Regions from separate parts of the Homo sapiens genome. Here region 1 is linked to region 2. Evidence: chromatin contacts called from ENCODE Hi-C data. All regions are on one chromosome and are shown on one strand. The core of a region is the stretch at or near the end of the contact, and the rest is flanking DNA. Distances in the headings are between cores, read along the strand shown.

Region 1 (2,700 bases), core at 189-2,688, 200 kb after region 2:
GCACATATGCACCATGGAATACTATGCAGCCATAAAAAAGGATGAGTTCATGTCCTTTGCAGGGACATGGATGAAGCTGGAAACCATCATTCTCAGCAAACTGACACAGGAACAGAAAACCAAACACCGTATGTTCTCACTCATAATTGGGAGTTGAAGAATGAGAACACATGGACACAGGGAGGGTAACATCACACACCGGGGCCTGTTGGGCAGTGGGAGACTAGGGAGGGATAGCATTAGGAGAAATACCTAATGTAGATGACAGGTTGACGGATGCAGCAAACCACCGTGGCATATGTATACCTATGTAACAAACCTGCACGTTCTGCACATGTATCCCAGAACTTAAAGTATAATTTAAAAAAAAAAAGTAAAAAAGACATTGATTCATTCATTCATTTATTCAGGCAATGTTTGGAACTCATGATGTGCCAGGCACTGTTTTAGGACCAGGAATAAGCAATGACCAAAGTATTTGCTCTCCTGATAGATTATAAACAAATAAATATATAATAGCTCAAGCTGTGAAAGTCACAGGCACACAGAGACACACACATCTCCAACATATGCAGCAAGGTAATGAGATAAAGAATTCCTGGCCATTTTTTGTGATACAGGATAGATGTAATGGTTTCCTATCAGTTTTATCATTTTTAAGGTCTCTCTTCTTAGAATAAATTATTTTATTTGTTTCTTCCGTATGCCATTTAACAGGGAGGGGAAGTTTTCTGCCAGTTTTGCACCCACTGTTTTTCTTTTTCAGTAAGAGCCTTCTCATAGTCTGCTTGAAGGCAGCGGTCTTGCCACATGTGTTCTATGCATAATAATTTCAGGAGAGTCTTGTCCACAATGCTTGGTTGATTACGGCTTGTGGGACACCACTTAAATGACTAGAAACAGCTCTCTTTAATAAACACACTGGTGTTGTCCATCATTTTAAGTGAGCATGAGAGCCCAGCTTCATTTTGCCACTCCAATCTCACACGGCCTAGAAGAACTAGTGAAAGTAGCAGGTGGTGTTTGACTTTCAGTTTTTCTGAAATGTGTCTCTTTCTGCCACTCTCCAGACGCCGTGCCAGTCAGGCCCTCAAGGTCAAAACATCATGAAATTGACCATAGATTATCTCAGCCTTTTCTTTTTAAAAGTGTCATTGTAACCTGTTGGTTACTGTGTATGTCATTTAACTTCTCTGTCTTTAGTTTCTGAAGTAACTGGTTTTACATTGCCATCAAAAGGCTTCTGTGGGTTTTTATTTTTCTTTGTTTTTATTTGTTTGTAAACAATCTCCTTTTCTAAACTCATTTCCCCAAATTTCCTTAATTTTTCACGGACTGATGAAAATGTTTTGCTGCTTCCAGAGCTTGTCAGCTTCTCTTTGTGGCATTGCTTTCATTGTTGTTCTCCAAGTTCCCACTCAGCTCCTGCTTTCTTCAAAAAACCCTTTGGTTTCTAACATCTATGTTTTCAACATGGCAATGGAGTGAGTTGCCCAGGGAATGATTGGACCGTGATTGTTTTCATGGCTTTCTTTTGCCTTTTCTCCATGTCCTTTTTAGCTCTAAGCCTCATTTGTAAGCTTTCTAGAAATGTGGATTCTATTATAGAACTTCTGTTTTTCTCATTTTTGTAGTTGCTTTCTCAAGAGCAGGTGCTGGTGACCACAGGACGAGTGAGAGACGAGATGGTGTCTCTCCTTTAGCAGTTGGCTTAATTAAGGAGGTTTTTTGAAGTGTATGGGCTTCAAAAAGTCTGACATGTGATTTGTGGCCTGTGTGGTCTAACTCTGATTCCTTTGGATACAGAACCTTAGAAAGCCTTGAGAAAAACCTCAGAGATCATCTATGCAATCAATTCTGGCTTTACCTGGAGGGAGTTTTATAAAACACAAATGCCAGGGCTTCAACTTGAGAGACTCTGATTTCATTGTTTTGCAGTGGGTCTGCACATCAGTAGTTTATAGAAATTTCCCACATGATTTTGTGAAACCAGGGTTGAGAATCACTTGATTTTACAGGGCATATATAAGGTCCAAAGCAAAAGTGACTCTTGGCTGGGCGTGGTGGCTCACGCCTGTAATCCCAGCACTTTGGGAGGCCGAGGTGGGAGGATCATGAGGTCAGGAGATCGAGACCAGCCTGCCCAACATGGTGAAACCCCGTCTCTACTAAAAATACAAAAATTAGTCAGGCATGGTGGCAGGTGCCTGTAATCCCAACTACTCAAGAAGCTGAGGCAGGAGAATTACTTGAATCCAGGAGGCAGAGGTTGCAGTGAGCAGAGATTACACCATAGCAGTCCAGCCTGGGCGACAGAGTGAGACTGCCTCAAAAAAAAAAAAAAAAAAAAAAAATTAACCTGTCATGGTGGCATGTAATCCCAGCTACTCCAGAGGCTGATGCAGGAGAATCACTTAAAACCCGGGAAGTGGAGGTTGCAGTGAGCCGAGATCGCGCCATTGCACTCCAGCCTGGGCGACACAGCAAGACTCCATCTTAGAAGAAAAAAAAAAGGTGACTCTCCGGGATTCTATAGCAGTATGGCCATAGAGTAGGGACAAGAACATATGCCTCCTCATTTACCATCAGTGCTATTTCTATTTTGTTTACTACCATTTACTCTCATTTGATTGTGTCAAATTATCTACTGTTGTACTGGGGGGCCAGAGTGGATTCCCAAGCCTCAACCACATAGAAGAG
Region 2 (2,700 bases), core at 106-2,605:
ATGAATTTCTGACTTCCAGCTAGGCATATGGAATAAAGGTCTTTATTCCAGTGACCTCTGCTCATTGGAAAACTTTGGGCTGGTAGATTTCATGATTCTGACGCTGTATGTCCTCTTGAGTTACAGTGAGTGATGAGGCCAAATCGCAGGGTGGATGATGTGCTTTTTTTGGGCTAATAGGTGTTAAGGAGGCATGCTGTCCTTTGGCGTTAAGACAGATCATTTCCTCAGTTGGGTAATGTTTAAGGAATCCACTAAATCCTTAAATATATGGCACACATAAGGAATGCAGAGCTTTTAGACACTCAGCCTTAACATGGGTTATTTTTTAGCATGGCTAATGGCTAAACTTGATTTCTACTGGGTTTGTTCAACCTATTTCTAACTTATAGGTAAAAGCCTGCTTTTTATCCTCTCCATCCTCATCACCTTTTTAGTTGTGTCTCTGCTTGATTCTTCTTGCATTCAGGTCTATATTGTATTATAAAAAGAAAGAGAGAGACAGAGAGAGAGAGAGAGAAGGAAAAGAAGAAGGAAAAAAAAACCACACACATTGAATGGGAAGGCAGGAGAGTAGAGCTCTGACCCCAGCTCTGTCATAGCCACCTGTGTGACTATTTGCAAGCATTTTCATCCATTCAACAAATACACACCAGGTACTGGAGATACAAAACTGTGAAAGACACGGTTCTTACCCTCACCACTTACAGTCAGGAGTAGAGAGTTAGGTACACAAATAGAATGTGAAATCACTTCTCCTTTCTGGGTCTTCATTTTACAAATGCAAGAGCCAGAACTGGGCCAGGTGATCATCAAGGTCCCTTCTGAGGCTAACATGCCATCATTCATGCAAAATTCATTAAACATCTGATAATCACTTACCTAAGTGAAAATTAGCAAACATTTCCCCTTTCTCCTTAGTTTGTAGGGGATGATATTGAAGACGAATGAGGCGATGTCTACAAAATGCTTTAATAAGCAAGTTGGAGAAAGAGATTATGTAAGTTTGAGGCATTATGATTAATGAAAAATGAAAACAAGGGCTGATGTTTTCAGAGAGAGAACAGATGGTTCCTTTGTTCAGAATTTGAGTATAAAAAAGAGAGGAAGAAAAGATACTTGCTATATTGTTTAGGCCCTGAATGTGAGTAACTTTAAAATGCCAAAACAATCTGGTTAGGAAAGTCCCATAGATTCAAAATAGCTCTTACAGTGATCAAACTATAATTAATATAACAAAAAAAAGACAGAAAAATACTAATAAGAAATGCCACAGTGACAGCTGACACAACCTGACAAAAACTCCTATTTTTACAACAACTCTAGAAACTTGATTTTTTCTGTTCTCAGGAGTTATACCACACTGTAAAACAAACTAGTGAGAACCGATTTAAAACTGTTTCTACCGTTCCCCCTACCCCTCAGGTTATTTTAGTTTCCCATGACTCATAAAGGAAATCTTCAGGATTCACAAGAAATTGGCAATTCTTTTCCATCTTTGCTGTTGAGTATTGATAGGAAAACAGCATAGTTTGGGGCAATTTAAGTAGAGAACAAACCTCCGGGGGCTTGGGGTGGTGTCTCAGAAGGCCGGATCTGGGAAGGGCCTTTGAAAAGCTTGCACGGAAAGCTGCGAAATAAATCGTTTCTTTTTCTCTTTCTTTACGTTCTAAAATCTCGTGATCTGTTTCTACAATACACAGGCTAATTGATGTTATCCTTTTGGCATGATTCTTGCTGTCCTGGGGTCTATCACTTGCAGGCTATGAGAATGAGGCCATAGACCACCACACTGGCAGCACTGAGCAAAAGGTGCTAGACCCTTCTGAGTTCAGGTGCTGTGTAACTGGTGCTGTGATTGGACAGGGTGACTAACCTCAGTCTCTCTGGGTGTAATTTCTTCACTGTGGAAAGAGGAGGCTAACTAGAAAGTTCACTCTGACACTAATCTGAGTTCAGGTCCACATCTTTTTTTTTAATTAATTATTTTATTTTTAAAATTTTTATTTTTTTGAGACAGAGTCTCGCTCTGTCGCGCAGGCTGGAGAGTAGAGGCACAATCTCTGCTCACCACAACCTCCACTTCCCGGGTTCAAGCGATTCTCCTGCCTCAGCCTCCTGAGTAGCTTACAGGTGCCCGTCACCACGCCCGGCTAATTTTTGTATTTTTAGTAGAGGTGGGGTTTCACCGTGTTGTGCAGGCTGGTCTCGAACTCCTGGCCTTAAGATATCTGCCTGCCTCGGCCTGCCAAAGTTCTGGGATTATAGAAGTGAGCCACTGCGCCCAGCGCACATACAATTGTAGGAAGGCTGAGAATGGCTTTTAATTTGGGAGCGTTTAAAAGCAAACATGCTTCCTCAAGACAACAGTAACAAAAAATTGACATCGTTGAGGTGGGAACTTCTTTAATGCTACCTGAGCCTCTTGCTGAAATGGTTCTATGCAGTTTTGCATAGCTAGGAGTGGTAAGCTCATTCACAGACATGGAAGAGGCAGAGTGGGCTTAGGGAGAGGCACCAGTCTAGTGGTCCAACTTGGGTTCTGGGTTCCAGTCCTGCTTCTGCTACTAACCCCATGAGACCTTGGAATGCCCATCTCTAAGGTTTCTTTCAGAGCTGAATCACTGTTTGGTCTGTGATTCATCAAAGCAATTAGAAGACTATGCCTCTCCTTCAAGACCAAGACTTTGGTCAGAATAC

Evidence for each region. A loop is a pair of places that touch in the nucleus more often than their neighbours do. Pooled maps may share reads with other maps.
Region 1: a loop to region 2 is called in a map of OCI-LY7, with 6 times the contacts of the local background. The contact joins two enhancer-like sites. A Hi-C loop is called at or near these places in 2 of 168 maps with a recorded cell type or tissue (B cell and OCI-LY7), 3 of 37 single-sample maps with no recorded cell type and 2 of 50 pooled maps.

What each region holds. Positions count from the first base shown.
Region 1 is chr3:188,445,278-188,447,977 of GRCh38, forward strand. All of the region lies in intron 4 of LPP (LIM domain containing preferred translocation partner in lipoma), which reads left to right. Among named protein-coding and RNA genes, the nearest start is that of LPP-AS1, 120 kb to the right of the region's middle. Within about 2 kb of position 1,439, at least 2 of the 41 ENCODE cell types and tissues checked have a DNase peak (open chromatin) inside an H3K27ac peak, as active enhancers do; they include B cell and OCI-LY7, where a contact is called at or near this core.
Region 2 is chr3:188,241,881-188,244,580 of GRCh38, forward strand. All of the region lies in intron 2 of LPP (LIM domain containing preferred translocation partner in lipoma), which reads left to right. Among named protein-coding and RNA genes, the nearest start is that of FLJ42393, 65 kb to the left of the region's middle. Within about 2 kb of position 1,356, at least 4 of the 41 ENCODE cell types and tissues checked have a DNase peak (open chromatin) inside an H3K27ac peak, as active enhancers do; they include B cell and OCI-LY7, where a contact is called at or near this core.